Regions from separate parts of the Mus musculus genome. Here region 1 is linked to region 2. Evidence: chromatin loops called from intact Hi-C (ENCODE). Cell type or tissue: gastrocnemius. All regions are shown on one strand. Links, peaks and the distances in the headings refer to the core of each region. The heading gives the core; the rest is flanking DNA. Region 1 holds the start of Tceal3 (transcription elongation factor A (SII)-like 3). Region 2 holds the start of Tceal6 (transcription elongation factor A (SII)-like 6).

Region 1 (8,337 bases), core at 14-8,013, 1.5 Mb after region 2:
TTGAAACCTCAAATTGTACTTTATGATCAAGAATTTAGCCACTCTTCAAAACTGTTCTGCATTCATTTGAAAAGATTGTACAGTGCTTCTACTCTTTTGTATATCTCCCTAAGCAAAATTGACAGATTGTTTACTTTATTCTACTTTTCTATGTTCTTTTTACCTTTTTTCAGTTAACACTGAAAGTAAAAATGCATGCATCCTTGTAGGACTGGCAATTTTTAAAAGTTTGAGATAGTATTAATAAATACATAAAATTAAAATATAACACCTCTTATCTCTGCTTTAAAGTAATATGTTAATATGACTATAAAAGCTTTTGTTTTGGTCAGTATTTGTTATTGTTTTACCTCCCATTTACTTTCAATATTCCTTTTTTTTTTTTTTTGAGACATGGTCTCTCCATAGCCCTGACTGTCCTGGAACTCACTAAGTAGATTAGCATACCCTCCAACTCACAGAGATCTGTCTGCTTCTGCCTAGAGTGCTGATATTAAAGGTGTGCACAATAATACCTGGATTTTCTCTTATTTTTAATTTAAATTTGTTTTATGTGCATGGTGTTTTACCTTCATGGATGTCTGTGCATCACATGTGTTCATTACCAACAAAAGCCAGAGAGTTGGATCTTCTGGGACTGGAGTAATAGATGATTGGAAGCTACCATGAGGGTTCTGGGAATTCAATTGGAGACTTCTAGAAGAGCAGCCACTCTAACTGCTGAGCCACCTCTCTAGCCCCTGATCTTCACTTATCTTTACTTTCATTTTGGTTTTATAAGAGAGAAAATATTCACACTGTAGCTTGAATGTAGGCCTCATCTAGCTAAGCACACAGTCTATCACTCAACACCTAAAGCTTGTATTTTATAAGCTGCATATAGGTGGAGTGTTTTCACTCTAAAATCATTGTCATTTAATGACTTCATATAGATACTTTGCTATAATGTGATCACTAATCTTAATAAGATTAAATTAACCATTGTATCAAGTTCCTTTCTGGGTTATATAATCTCTGCTAGTCTTCCTATCGTTAGTATGTTTGTTTTCACCATCTACTAACATGAAATCTTCATCCAGCAATTAGCATATATAATCTTAACCTACTGAAATCTGGTATCAATTTATACTTTAACATATTCCTGAGATATTGCAAGTGTTTTCCATGCTTTTAGTAGCCCCCTCAAAAAGACAATAGTGTCACTACTTTATAGAATTGTCTTAGTTTCTTTTCCTGTTGCTTTGATGAAATAAACCGACAAAAGCAACTTAAGGGAGAAGGGTCTTCTTTTGGCTCATAATTTCAGGCTGCAGTCTATCACAGCAGGGAAGTCATAGTGTCACAGCTCCAGAAAATTAAGGGAGTTGGTCATACTTTATCCTTAAATGGGGAGAAGAGTGAATGAATGTGTGCATGCTGACAAGCTCTCTGTACTTAGCCTAAGACCCAGCCCAAAAACTAAGCCATACACACACAGTGGGCAGGTCTTTTCATCTCAGTTAACCCAATCAAACAAAACCTTCACAGGGATGACCAGATTCGCGTCTCTCAGATGATCCTGGAGTCTGTCAAGGCAAAACTATTGTTTTAAAGCCTGTAGAATATTTACCCTTTTAAGTTTTGTTCACACTTTCATCCCTACTTTTCCATCTAAGATATTTTTAATCTGAAAAATGTTTTCTATTATTTCATACCTGCTGCCTGTATACCTTTCAGTTTTGTTTTATTTTTATGCCACCTTTGTTTTGAAGTCTATTTTTTTTGCTGGCTTCCAATTTCTAAGTTTTAATTTTCATTCAAGACATGAATAATATTCCATTGTCTTCATACTTCCATTTTTACTGTTGAGAAGCCAAATCAAAACAATCAAACTACTTTCTTTGAAATCATAATCTTTAGTTCTGGCTACTTTAATTTTTTTCTCTTTGCCTTTGGTTCTCTGAAAGTCCATTATGTTTGTAACAAGGCTCCAGACTTTAGTAGGCCCTGAGACCTTAGCACAACTGACTTCATGATGGAAGTATCATTCAGGCCTCAAAACGCAAAACTTAGTACATAGACAGCACCATCTGCCAAAGCTATAACAAAGGCTTAATCCATCAAAGTCTATTGTCAGGGAAAAGTCTCTACATGTAGTGATCTTGATTTTTGGCTTCTGTAGTTCTACTTATCACTAACCATTCTTGTTTACTGAGGTGAATCAACCCAGGATGTGTGTGTGTGTGTGTGTGTGTGTGTGTGTGTGTGTGTGTGTGTGTGCTTAAAGGCTAACCTTGAGAAAGGTTTGGGGCTACACTGCAATCCAAACAATCAGTGTAGTCTTTATTAACTAGCCATGGCTTAAATCCATGTCTATGCAGTCTTTTCTGGTGAATTTCCCACAACACATTGACTTCCACCTATACATAGAGGATCAGATTCAACACCTACAACAGGTGTCTGAAACTGGGTAGTTTCAAGCACTATAATACAATGGGTTTTTTTTTCCTGTATTTTACTAAGCTCCTATATTTTACTAAGCACCTTGCCAGGATCTGTGGTCATTGGGTTTGTTTGTCTAAGATGCAACACTAAAACTATCATGAATTTTACTTTATTTCCTCATAATTTCATGAATAAAAGAGGAATTCTTTTTTTAAAAAAATTGGTGTTGAAAATGGAACTCAAAATCTTGCACATACTAGGTACATCCCCATTCCCAAATGATCTTAGATTTTTTTCCCCTTTAGTTATTATGTTATGAACTCTCTGCTTTTCTTGCAAATAAGCATGTTGTGGCTTTTATTTAATGTAAGAGAATTGCATGCATTACAAACGTTATACTTTGGGACCACTGTTAAGTAAATCAATGATTGCTTAACTGAGATTGCAAATGACTGACTAATATATAGAGAACTTATACAGTAAGTATATGCTGGAAATAGATGGACTGGAACATAAAGTTTCATCAAGCAACTATTATGTCACTGAAATTATAAAAAAAAATCTTAGAATATATTTCAAGGGGTATAGGAGAACACTCTCCTATTATGACTGAAAGGAAAGCAAAACTGGGTCTGTTGTTTATTCAAACTTTATATGCCTCAGTACAGTGGAACGCCAGGGCCAAGAAGTGGGAGTTGGTGGGTAGGGGAGTGGGGGAGAGGTTATGGGGGACTTTTGGGATAGCACTGGAAATGTAAATGAAGAAAATACCTAATAAAAAATTTAGCCTGGAAATGCACATTTGGGAATCATCAGTATTTTGAGGCAAATGAATGAGATCACACAGAAATTGAGAGCCTGAGAACCAAAAGAAGCCTTGAACAGAACCCTAGAGAACATTCAATAGCAGCAGCTCAGCTTCCCAGCAGGCACCTCCACCAGCTACAAGGCTGGGTGGATGCTTTAGAGTTTGATGGTAGCTGTACCGCCCTTGAACTCACTATAGCCAAAGCTTACCTTGAACTCTTATTTCAACTTTCTGAGCGCTGGGATTACAGGTGTGTGCTACTGTGCCCAGACTTAGCTTGAAAGCAGGTTATTGTGGCTCAAGAGCTGAACACCATTGACAAAGCCAAACTCCATTTTTGATCGTCTGTCCCACCTGTAGCCTGCAGATATGAGAGAGATGTATGTGTGTCAAAGATGCACCAGGTAAAACATCCTGTAGCCTCCCAGTCTTCTTCTCGGGCATCTCATGACTTTGTGACACACATCTCCTACAGTGCTCATCTTAGTCCCCCAGGGAGGTGGAGAGTGAGATGGGTCAGGCAAGTGGGGGGGGGGGGGCGAGCTCGGGTGACGCGGTGTTCACGTGACCGGCCAGGCGCAGACGTGGGCACCAGCCCCCACGTCCGCTTGCCCGCCCTACGGTCTGGTCTTGGCACCCGCGCAGAACCAGCTCCCTGAGCTGCCCTAAGCAGCAGGACGAGCTGTGAGTGGGCTTCTGCAAGCCGGAGAAGGCAAAGGCCTGTCCTGGGTATCCTTAGGTTAGTACTGAAATGATGGCTCTGCCCGCAGAGCAGGGCAGGGTGGTGGGGAGGTGGCAGCTAGAACCAGCAGCAGCGGGAGGGGAGCGGGGAGAGATCCAGGAGATTGGTAAGGAGGGGGCACAGCAGACCGGGCAAGAAGAGGGGGAAGGAGGACCCCCGCAGAGGGCTCTCTTTCCTTATCCCATTCCTAATCCTGTTTTAGAGCAGGCGGGGGGGGGGGTTGAGGGGGGCCCGCAGTGCGACGGTGAGACGTAGACAGATGCGTTCTGAAGTAAACGCACACTCCAAGCTCTGAAGACAAACTGACCCGGACCAAACGGGAGTGGGGGTGGGGCAGGCTGCCTCCAGAGTCCGAGTGATGAGCGCAGAGTAAAACGGAGTTTGGAAAGCATCCGGATTTGGTGCCCAAGGCCTGAAAAGAAATGGCGGCTGGGGTATGCGGGGGTGGCAGGGTAACGGGGTAACGGAGGAAAAGACTGAGTGATGAATGTGGTCTGCCAGACAGGTACACAGTCTCTGTGCATCCACTGACCACACAGACACTGCCCCTGTGTCCTGTCTGTAGGTCTCTGCTGTTCCCAGCGCATTGTGACATCTGCAAAAGAGGGTCGACCTGCCCAGGATCCCTGCAGGTCAGTGAATAAGGACAAAATGGGGCAGCATTTGGGATCCCACTGCCTGCCCCCTCCCAAGCTCTCCCACGTAACACACGCAGAGCTTGCCACCCTGAAGGAGCACCAAGAAGGTGGTAATACCTGGCATGGCATGTCAGTCTCCGGGTGGAGGAGGGGTGCGAGCCTACAACATACTTGGAGGACTGGGACAACCACCAGGGAGGGACCCCTCGAAAGCACCAAATGCAAAGGCAGATGTTAATGAGCCTGTATTCTGTCAGGTGTCTCAGTCTCTCACATCTCTTCTTTGCCTCCTGTTTCCCCACTTCTACCCCCAGGACAGGAAAAGGAGGGAAATCTTGACATGGAAGAAGTTCGCGGTGAAAACGAAGGCAAGCTGGAAAAGGAGGGAAAGCCAGAAGATGAAGTAGAGCCTGAAGATGAAGAAAAGTCAGACGAGGACGAGAAGCCAGACAAGAAAGCAAAGCCAGCACCACGCCAGGGCAAGCCAGAGGAGGAGGCAAAGCCAGATGAGCAAGGGCAAGATGAGGGGAAGCCCGAGAAGCAGGGAAAGTCTGACGGGGAGGGCAAGCGCCAAGGGGAGAGCAAGCCCGATTCCCAGGCAAAGTCAGCCAGCGAGGCGCGGGCTGCAGAAAAGCGCCCTGCTGAAGATTATGTGCCCCGGAAAGCAAAACGAAAAACAGATAGGGGGACAGATGATTCTCCCAAGAACTCCCAGGAGGACTTACAGGACAGGCATGTAAGCAGTGAGGAGATGATGAGAGAGTGCGCAGATATGACTAGGGCTCAGGAAGAGCTGAGGAAGAGGCAGAAAATGGGTGGTTTTCACTGGGTGCCAAGAGATGCACAGGATGCTTTAGTCCCCAGGGGCCCTCGGGGAGTCAGGGGGGTGAGGGGCGGCGGAGGCAGGAGCCAGAGGGGCCTACATGACATCCCATACCTTTAATGCCTTTGGCCTTCAATTCTGACCTCTCTGAGGAGAAAGAACACTGCTGGCCCCGCTTTCCCTGGTAGATACTTGCCAGGCCTGTGCTTTAACCTTCAGCCAAGACTCTGCTTCAGGTGTCACTGTCCTTACCAGCAGCCTTCTGACCCAACTCCAGTGCTCTCTGTCTTTTAGTACAGGATTTTCACCCATGTGCATGTACATTGTAAAATAACAATAAAAAGTTTGCAGAACTACATCTCTATGGTATTGGCCTGTTTCTATAAAATGTAAATATGTGTGCAGAATGCATCTCAGCACAAAGAAAACTATGGAAGCATACATCAAAGCTCTAACAATGCTTAGCACTACAAGGACAATGTACAGATGCAATCATCAGGTGGTTGGAGATTTCCTGCCATTTCCCTACTGGTTATAACCAGATCAGTTCAAACTGTGGCCTCTTCTCCTGGGTCCTCTAATGCCTTCTTGCTCCTTTATATATTAATGTATTTAGATTATGATTGTCATAATAATAATTTTAAAAACAGAAAATCATATGACAACCTGGTGAACTATTAAAGAAGTTTAGGATGGCAAGGAAGACATTTAAAACTCCTTTTTGTTTGAATGTAAAATCAGCAAAATTCACATTACTTCTGGAACCCAGTGCTAAAGGTATAAACTTGGCATTTATAATGCATCTTGTGCTGTAAAAGGTCAATCTTGTCATATATAAAATGGGGATAATATTTGGCTCCCAGGACTGCACAATAGATTATATGTCATGCTAAGTATGGGCATGTGGAGGGGCCAGACCCTGAACCTTGTCAACTGAGGAGATGGCTGAGAATAGTTGCCACCTGTTTCCCGGGAACAACTGCAGGCAGCTGAGATGAAGGCTCTGTCTGGCTCCTGTTTGGCCTCTAGAGGATTATGCATAAAACCTTCTGCTGTATCTTTTTAGGCATCGTGGATTTCAGAGTGTGATGTTCAAGAGGTAAAGCCTAGGCAAGTGTTCCAAACACAAGGCAAACAAACAAAACCCTCTGCAGCCAAAAGCCTTTCTGGGCCCAAACATTTCTGAAAAAGGATACTTAACCTTTAGTAACATCTTTCCCTTTGTAGAATAGCATATAATGCCTTGTATCTTTTTGGTTAAATGCTACCAAAAATTATGATAAATATTAAAGGGTTTTTGTGCTCAGCTCACAAATAGATGAGCCAGCCTTGTACTGTAATTTTTAAAAGATTATATTACTTTTTCAAGTAAGGACTTGTGTCTCCAAGCTTAGAAAAGTTTTAGAGTTTAGATTTCAGGAGAAAGCCTTCTGCTAAGCAACTTTTCCCAAACTTAAGGAGAAAGCATTATTTGTCAGTTAAAGCTACTCTGGAGAGACAGAGTGAGTGGCACCAGGCTCAGCCCCTCTGTACTAAGGCAACAGCTCAGAGAAGACATGCCACTACCGGGCTCTCTCATCAACAATATTGATTTCCTTTGCAAACCTGGCCAGAAGACTATTGTCATAGCTGAGTTTAAATTATGCCAGACACTGAGGATAATGATGACCCCTTAATATAGTACCATTTCCAAAGGTAAGACTGGTCCCAGTTAAGATGAGACCTCCTTAAAGAAGCTGTGTCTTCTGACTAGATCTGCAGTGATGTAGAGAAGTTGGAATGTTGCAGGTCCAGAGACTAATTACCTTATCTTGGGGTAGCTTTAGCCACCTCTAGGCCTCAGCAGCCATTCCTTGTCAGAAATAACATCCTGTGACTGATAAATAAAAAAGTATTTTGAAATATATTAACTTCTAACAACCCAGAAATTAAGACTGTCATCAGACAGCATCTTGGGCAGCTAGAAATGCCTCCCAATCATGCTATAACCGCCTCCCTGATGCAGTTTATTTTAAATGTGCCTTGATTTGTGACTTTCTTTGTTCTGATAGTCTACAAAACTTCACAACACTGCTTTCACACGGGAACGTGGAATTTCTGGTAACTGAAATCTAAATTCCCAAGTCAAGATCCTTCATAATGGCTCCAGAATAAACTAGAACATATTCCCTTTAAGATGAGAGTTGTTGTTTTGCATTGACACAGTGCAACTCTCCCACCATAGAGAAGCAATATTTTAATCTTAAATGGAAATAATAAGTTACACATCTAAAAATGCAAGTATTACCATTTTCCTTAAAGCCTACCTACTAAAAGTATTCAGTTAAGAACGAAGATGTAGCTCTACAGAACCCACACACTACAAAAGAAGTATACAATTCACAAGCATGTAGCACATTCACCAAATTTTCCCCCAACATCTTATTTTAGAATATCATCAGCACCCCCCAAAAGAAACTATACATTCACACACACTATGCAGCCCTATTCTCCACCCCTTATAGCCCTCACCCCCAGTTAATGGCAACCACTAGTCTACCCTTTGTCTCTATGGACTTGAATATTATCAATGGAATCATGAAGCATGTGGGGTTTTTGTAACTAGCTTCTTTTATGCGTTATATTTTAAAGGTTTGTTTGTGCTATTAGCAAGTATTGTCTTTCATTTCTTTTTTACCGTATAATATTACATTAGTACATCCATTAGAATGTATACATTTGATAAATCCATTAACAATTTTAGGTATATCTTTATTCTTTCCACAGTTTACTGTGAATGGAACTATTCTGAATATTCTTGAGAAAGACAGCATGGAGGTGGGGACTCTAAGGAAACTGTGAGCCCACATGGCAGGTATATCAGTCTGTCCTAAATCTGAAAGTGGGGAGATTTACAGCAAAA
Region 2 (8,337 bases), core at 16-8,015:
CTCCATCCCCCAGACTGCCAGTAATGCTTTTGTTCCTTTTTGAATCTGTGTTCCTGCAGCATATATAGAAACTGCCCCTGGGTCACTGGATAGCACTTTTTTTTTAAGTTGTTTGTTTCACTTGTCTTCTTGGGGTTGAAAAGTTCTACTCACTAAGCCTAGGAACTCTCCTTTGTGTGAATAAATGGATGTTCTCTAATAATGACATCTTTGACCGAACACTATAGTATTCCCTGTTGAGCCTGCAAAGCTCATGACTCCCCAGTAGTTTTGAGGCCATGAGCAGAGCACAGAGGACAATTTATTTATTTGTTCAAGTTTAGTTACAAAATCAGAGGCTAAACTTGGATAATAATTGGTGGTTTTTGACATAGACATTATTCACATTATGCAAAGTATCTAATACATGTCAGGTATTTGTGTTTGATCCTAAAATTATGAGTATGAAATGAATATGGTTCACTTTAGGATACAAGGGGTTTGATGCAGTTTCTCCATAGTTTCTATTCACAACCTAAAGTTTAAAATTCATCATAATTCTTAGTGCATATATACATATACATTAATAATTCAAACATAAATCTCATAAAATGGTACTCACCTTACTTGCAATGAAATCAGGTATTTCCTATTTCATTATTTTAGTCTATATAATTTAAAAGCTTTGTAGGTCTCAAACCATTGATTTTAAGATCTAATTTGCATTAGGGAAGGATAATTATCCTTGGTGTATATTTTACCTAGTATATATATTTATACTTTCAGATTTATGTTCCTTGTAAAAGTAGCAATGGAGAAACTCATGAACCTCCCCTAAGCAGATTTTTCTCAAACTTCATAGTGTCAAGGAACTCCCATTGGTATCTTGTTAAAATAATTTGTATTAATGAGAGAATTAAATTAATGAACATTCATGGCAAAAAATGTTCTAACTCAGTAGAACTGAGATAGAGCCTGAGATTTTCAGATTTTGAGATTCTTGTTCTGTTAGCTTTCAGGTGATGTTGATGCATCTGGTTCATGGACTCTGTGCTCACTACTAAGGATTTAAAACACAAATATGTTCATAGATCTGCTGAGCTGATAAGGTAAGGTTCTCAAACTAGGAAAGAAAATCTACATGTAATATGTTAAAACACAAAGACAACATAACAACTGTTGTAGATATTTATCATGGTGTAGCCTTATATATGTAATTTTAGTGATGATAATTGCTAAGTAAATAAAATAAATCAATGAAACATACACAGATGGCCATTTTCTTATATGAAAGAATTAAAAAGGCATATATGAAAGTCCAAGAAAACCAAGGACTATCCATAAGTAACTAATGAGAGCACCCCAAAGGGAGAATAAGGCTTTATTCCCTTATGTATCCATATAAAGGATAGGTGGGTACTGGCTCACCAGTGACTCAAGGGAAGTGAATAGTCACTAATGCCTCTATAACCACATAGTACTGGGCCCAGGAGAAAGGTTACAAAGCCCAACAGACATCACAAGATAGTTAGTACTTACCTTTGTGCTTGAGCACATATGAGACATAGCTGGCCTTTTTCCCAGTGTCAGATTCCATCAATGTTCCTGCTAATGCACAGGAAGTATTATGAGAAAAATGTGCCCATTTCAAGATGACAAGACTGATTTTTACAGCAAGGGATTTTTTTTTTCCAAGACAGGGTTTCTTTGTATAGCCCTGGCTGTCCTGGAACTCACTTTGTAGACCAGGCTGTCCTTGAACTCAGAAATCTGCCTGCCTCTGCCTCCCAAGTGCTGGGATTAAAGGCATGCGTCACCATGCCCGGCTAACAAGGGATCTTTTAAAGTGGCAAGTTGATTCTTTTAGCTATGAGGACCAGAGGCAATGTGAACTTTATCAATTTTATGTCCTAACAACAGGCATTTTAAATGTCACCGCCGTTGTAAGCTCATTCAAACAATTCAAATTTCAATTGCTTTATGGTCTTGTCACAGTTTAGGTTTCAACGTATTTGGCATATAGCATATATAGGCCATATTCTTTAGGAAAACAGACCAAGTCAGGAAAAGAAGGAAGTAAGGAAGGTCACAGGAAACCAAAAGAGGGACACATATTCAGAAGCCCTAGAATGGGGGGCACAGGAGTAAAGAGAGCAGTGCTGTGTGAAAAGACCCAGGATGGGCACACACAGTACAGGAACGGTGTGGGTGTCCCCAAGTGTCATGCAGTGATGCAAGTATTTGAGTGCATGTAAGACCTTTTTAGGTCCATGTTGAAGGGATAGTCATTGCTAGCTGATCAGTGTACACAGTTTCATATTTCTCTTTGTGCACAGATGCAGTATGCAAGCATATTTACATTCTTACAAAAGCAAACTGACACTTTATCTGAGGTTCTGCAAATTTTTGTTTATTCATTTTTACAATGTACCATGAACATATTTTTCATGCACATGGGTGAAAATCCTGTACTAAAAGACAGAGAGCACTGGAGTTGGGTCAGAAGGCTGCTGGTAAGGACAGTGACACCTGAAGCAGAGTCTTGGCTGAAGGTTAAAGCACAGGCCTGGCAAGTATCTACCAGGAAAAGCAGGGCCAGCAGTGTTCTTTCTCCTCAGAGAGGTCAGAATTGATGGCCAAAGGCATTAAAGGTATGGGATGTCATGTAGGCCCCTCTGGCTCCTGCCTCCGCCGCCCCTCACCCCCCTGACTCCCCGCTGGCCCCTGGGGACTAAAGCATCCTGTGCATCTCTTGGCACCCAGTGAAAACCACCCATTTTCTGCCTCTTCCTTAACTCTTCCCGAGCCCTAGTCATATCTGTGCACTCTCTCATCATCTCCTCGCTGCTTACATGCCTGTCCTGTAAGTCCTCCTGGGAGTTCTTGGGAGAATCATCTGTCCCCCTATCTGTTTTTCGTTTTGCTTTCCGGGGCACATAATCTTCAGCAGGGCGCTTTTCTGCAGCCCGCGCCTCGCTGGCTGACTTTGCCTGGGAATCGGGCTTGCTCTCCCCTTGGCGCTTGCCCTCCCCGTCAGACTTTCCCTGCTTCTCGGGCTTCCCCTCATCTTGCCCCTGCTCATCTGGCTTTGCCTCCTCCTCTGGCTTGCCCTGGCGTGGTGCTGGCTTTGCTTTCTTGTCTGGCTTCTCTTCCTCATCTGACTTTTCTTCATCTTCAGGCTCTACTTCATCTTCTGGCTTTCCCTCCTTTTCCAGCTTGCCTTCGTTTTCACCGCGGACTTCTTCCATGTCAAGATTTCCCTCCTTTTCCTGTCCTGGGGGTAGAAGTGGGGAAACAGGAGGCAAAGAAGAGATGTGAGAGACTGAGACACCTGACAGAATACAGGCTCATTAACATCTGCCTTTGCATTTGGTGCTTTCGAGGGGTCCCTCCCTGGTGGATGTCCCAGTCCTCCAAGTATGTTGTAGGCTTGCACCCCTCCTCCACCCAGAGACCGACATGCCATCCCAGGTCTTATCACTTTCTTGGTGCTCCTTCAGGGTGGCAAGCTCTGCGTGTGTTACGTGGGAGAGCTTGGGAGGGGGCAGGCAGTGGGATCCCAAATGCTGCCCCATTTTGTCCTTATTCACTGACCTGCAGGGATCCTGGGCAGGTCGACCCTCTTTTGCAGATGTCACAATGCACTGGGAACAGCAGAGACCTACAGACAGGACACAGGGGCAGTGTCTGTGTGGTCAGTGGATGCACAGAGATTGTGTACCTGTCTGGCAGCCCATATTCATCACTCAATCTTTTCCTCCGTTACCCCGTTACCCCGCCACCCCCGCATACCCCAGCCGCCATTTCTTTTCAGGCCTTGGGCACCAAATTGGGATGCTCTCCAAACTCTGTTTTACTCTGCGCTCCCCACTTGGAATCTGGAGGCAGCCTTGCCCCACCCCCACTCCCGTTTGGTCCGGGTCAGTTTGTCTTCAGAGCCTGGAGTGTGCGTTTACTTCAGAACGCATCTGTCTACGTCTCACCGTCGCACTGCGGGGGGTTCCCCCTCACCCCCGCCTGCTCTAAAACGGATTAGGAGTGGGATGAAGGAAGGAGAACCCCCTGTGGGGTTTCTCCTTCCTCCCTCTTCTTGCCCGGTCTGCTATGCCCCCTCCTTACCAATCTCCCGGATCCCTTCCCCCTCCCCTCCCACTGATGCTGGTTCCAGCTGCCACCTCCCCACCCCCCTGCTCTTCCCTTCTGGCAGAGCCAGCATTTAAGTACTGACCTGAGGAGACCCAGGACAGGCCTGTGCACCTTCTCTGGGCTCACAGTAACCAGGACAGCTCAAGGAAACGGTGCTGCGCAAATGCGGGTGTTGGGCACAGGTATCCGCAGCAGCAGCAGCAGCAGGACTAGCTGGCGCGGGGGCTGGTGCCCACGTGGGCACCAAGCCAGTCACGTGAGCAAAGCGTCACCCTAGCTAAATCCATCTCCCCAATTGTCTCCCCACCTCCCATCCCTGGAGGATCTGGGTAGCAATGCACAGTTAGGGGGGGTGTGGAGAAAGGGGAGGAGTGGCCAAAGAAAGAAGGAGGGGAAGGCTTCCTGACTCCAAGAGGTTAACCCACTGTCTTCTCTAAGAACCCCAGTGAGATGCGCATCCTCACCAGTTATGACAGCCTAATTGGGCGGGGGGGGGGGGGTGCGGGGGGAAGAGGCATTTCCAAGAATGATCAGCTCCTGAATCCTGAATGCAAGAGATCTACCTAAGTACAGAGCCTAAGGGTGGTACCCTCCATGAAGGGAGCGTCCACTGAGAGGGCTGCTGTTCTCAGGCTTCTGTCCTTAGCCTTCTAACTCCTTAGTTAGCAGTGTGGTGTTCCCACTCCCTGGATGATATCTTTCTTATTCACTTACCTTTAAATATCAATTGTTTGACAGAGTGCATTTCCACTGTAGTCCCTCTTCCACCTCAAGCCTGCCTCAGCGACTGGATACTAGATACTACTGCTTCATTGGCTCTTTAGAACTTTGTTCAGTCCATATACTGTTTTCATTAGCTCAATTCTATCTCGTCTGATCCAGCTCCACACCAAAAACGAACCCTCCAATATTTAGTCCGTTTCCATTAAGTAAGAATGACATGCAATTAATAAAAAAGCATTAAAATATTTTAAAATGTATATCTCACATGTGTCTTCATAACCATAAACTTCTGAGTTCTATGATTGAATTCTGCATGTTCTTTCCTTTCTCGCATTTCTCATTCTTTCTCTTTTTAAAGGTCTCACTATGTAGTCCTGGTTGACCTAGAACTCAAAATATGAACCAGATTGGTCTTGAACTTAGAAACTCACCTGCTACTGCTTCCTGAGCCTTGGGATTAGCACCAGTTGTCATTGTCCTCTTGTTTTTATAATCTTTCTTCTCTGACTTCTGTGATTGCTCCTGAACCTTGGGGGGCAAGGGGTATGATACAGATAATTCACTTCCTGATGAGCAACTCAGTTACTCTCTGTACTTTGAAAGTCTCTGTATTAGCTTCTGCCCATGGCACAAAGGAGTTTCTCTGATGAGGCATAAGACCTGCTCTAATCTATGTTTATAAAGGAATTTGAGGCCCATACCTAAACATGATAAAAGCAATCTACAGCAAACCAGTAGCCAACATCAAAGTAAATGGTGAGAAGCTGGAAGCAATCCCACTAAAATGAGTATTTAGAAGGTAGTTTGATACTAGGCTCATTTAGCAAAATATTGGCATTAGCAGTAGGTTTTCTCTCGTGGCCTAGGGTCTTGCCCAGATTGTAGGGTACAAGGTATAAATTTCTTCGTGTGGAGTTGGCCTTAAATCTAATTAGAAGGTTGTTGGTTAACCCCTACAACCTTCATTCCACCATTGCTCCACTGGACACATGTTGGTGGGCTAGAGTTTATTATTGATGGCAGGGTTCACAGCTGAATAAATCTCTTGGTAACCCCCCCCCCCCAGCAGCCTGCCTAACTACAATGTACATACCCAATCTCATCTTTTCCTATTTTTCATACCCCTCCATTTTATTCAGCCCTCATCCATTTCCTCATCTTCACCACCATCGACTCCCCCTTTTATTTGAACATTTACACCTCCAAGCAGCCTCCTCTTCACTTACATTTTATCTATAGTTGAATATCCTCCCTCTTTAAGGCAGCACCCCTCCCACACTGATTCCTTTCTATTTTTCACAGGTACTCATGTTGAACAAAGATTGAGACTAGGGTCTACATGTGAAAAACAGCACAGATAGCCTGCAGGGTTTTTTTGGTTTGGACCTGAGTTGCCCCACTCACCATACTTTTTTGAAAATTTCATACGTTAACATACTGTATTTACATGACTTATATATCCCTCTCTCCCTCCCAACTCCTCCCTAATACCCACTAATGATTCATTTTATTAATTTTTTAATTAGGTATTTTCTTCATTTACATTTGCAGTGCTATACCAAAGGTCCCCCATACCATCCCACCCCACTCCCCTAGCCACCCACTCCCAATTCTTGGGCCTGGCATCCCCCTATACTGAGGACTATAAAGTTTGCATGACCAATGGGTCTCTCTTTCCACTGATGGCCGACTAGGGCATTTTCTGATACATATGCAGCTAGAGACATGAGCTCGGGGGGGGGGGGGGGAGGTTACTGGTTAGTTCATATTGTTGTTCCACCTATAGGGTTGCAGATCCCTTTAGCTCCTTGGGTATTTTCTCTAGCTCCTCCATTGGGGGCCCTGTGATCCATCCAATAGCTGACTGTGAGCATCCACTTCTGTGTTTGCTAGGCCCCGGCAGGCATAGTCTCACAAGAGACAGTTATATCAGGGTCCTTTCAGCAAAATATTGCTAGTGTATGGAAAGGTATGAGCTTTTGGAGGCTGCTTATGGGATGGATCCTCAAATATGGCAGTCTCTAGATGATCCGTCCTTTCGTTTCAGCTCCAAACTTTGTCTCTATAACTCCTTCCATGGGTGTTTTGTTCCCAATTCTAAGAAGGAGCAAAGTGTCCACACTTTGGTCTTCATTCTTCTTGAGTTTCATGAGTTTCACAAATTGTATCTTGTATCTTGGGTATTCTAAGTATCTGGGCTAATATCCACTTATCAGTGAGTACATATCATGTGAGTTCTTATGTGATTGGGATACCTCACTCAGGATGATGCCCTCCAGCTCAATCCATTTGCCTAGGAATTTCATAAATTCATTCTTTTTAATAGCTGAGTAGTACTCCATTGTGTAAATGTACCATATTTTCTGTATCCATTCCTCTGTTGAGGGACATCTGGGTTCTTTCCAGCTTCTGGCTATTATAAATAAGGCTGCTATGAACATAGTGGAGCATGTGTCATTCTTACCGGTTGGAACATCTGGATATATGCCTAGGAGAGGTATTGCAGGATCCTCCAGTAGTACTATGTCCAATTTTCTGAGTAACCGTCAGACTGATTTCCAGAGTGGTTGTACAAGCTTGCAATCCCACCAACAATGGAGGAGTGTTCCTTTTTTTCCACATCCTTGCCAGCATCTGCTGTCACCTGAATTTTTGATCTTAGCCATTCTGACTGGTATGAGGTGGAATCTCAGGATTGTTTTGATTTGCATTTCCCTGATGATTAAGGATGCTGGACATTTTTTCAGGTGCCTCTCAGCCATTCTGTGTTCCTCAGGTGAGATTTCTTTGTTAAGCTCTGCACCCCATTTTTTAATGGGGTTATTTGATTTTTTGTAGTCCACCTTTTTAAGTTCTATATATATATTGGATATTAGTCCCCTATCTGATTTAGGATAGGTAAAGATCCTTTCCCAATCTGTTGGTGGACTTTTTATCTTATTGACGGTGTCTTCTGCCTTACAGAAGCTTTGCAATTTTATGAGGTCCCATTTGTTGATTCTTGATCTTACAGCACAAGCCATTGCTATTCTGTTCAGGAATTTTTTCCCTGTGCCCATGTCTTCGAGGCTTTTCCCCACTTTCTCCTCTATAAGTTTGACTGTCTCTGGTTTTATGTGGAGTTCCTTGATGCACTTAGATTTGACCTTAGTACAAGGAGAGAGGAATGGATCAATTCACATTCTTCTACATGATAATCGCCAGTTGTGCCAGCACAATTTGTTGAAAATGCTGTCTTTTTTTCCACTGGATGTTTTAGCTCCCTTGTCAAAGATTAAGTGACCATAGGTGTGTGGGTTCATTTCTGGGTCTTCAATTCTATTCCATTGGTCTACTTGTCTGTTGCTATACCAGTACCATGAAGTTTTTATCACAATTGCTCTGTAGTACAGCTTTAGGTCAGGCATGGTGATTCCACCAGAGGTTCTTTTATACTTGAGAAGAGTTTTTGCTATCCTAGGTTTTTGGTTGTTCCAGATGAATTTGCAG

Evidence for each region. Peaks named below come from ENCODE experiments on the same cell type or tissue, not always from the same donor. Only the 100,000 strongest peaks of a DNase experiment are listed, where the experiment ranks them.
Region 1: it touches region 2 in a loop (33-fold over the local background); 4 of 42 quality-filtered maps call a loop at or near these places.

Annotation. Positions count from the first base shown.
Region 1 is chrX:136,662,585-136,670,921 of GRCm38, forward strand. Tceal3 (transcription elongation factor A (SII)-like 3) reads left to right here and starts at 3,791. Exons shown (of 3, transcript NM_001029978.3): 1 at 3,791-3,971; 2 at 4,540-4,606; 3 at 4,927-5,794. The coding sequence starts at 4,953. The coding sequence ends at 5,555. In gastrocnemius, for the core only: no CTCF peak of the experiment used is centred there; DNase peaks (open chromatin) are centred at 3,861, 4,306 and 5,492; H3K4me3 peaks cover 1,053 bases.
Region 2 is chrX:135,206,318-135,214,654 of GRCm38, forward strand. Tceal6 (transcription elongation factor A (SII)-like 6) reads right to left here and starts at 4,370. Exons shown (of 3, transcript NM_025355.4): 1 at 4,208-4,370; 2 at 3,574-3,640; 3 at 2,369-3,253. The coding sequence starts at 3,227. The coding sequence ends at 2,625. In gastrocnemius, for the core only: no CTCF peak of the experiment used is centred there; DNase peaks (open chromatin) are centred at 3,413, 3,985 and 4,332; H3K4me3 peaks cover 568 bases.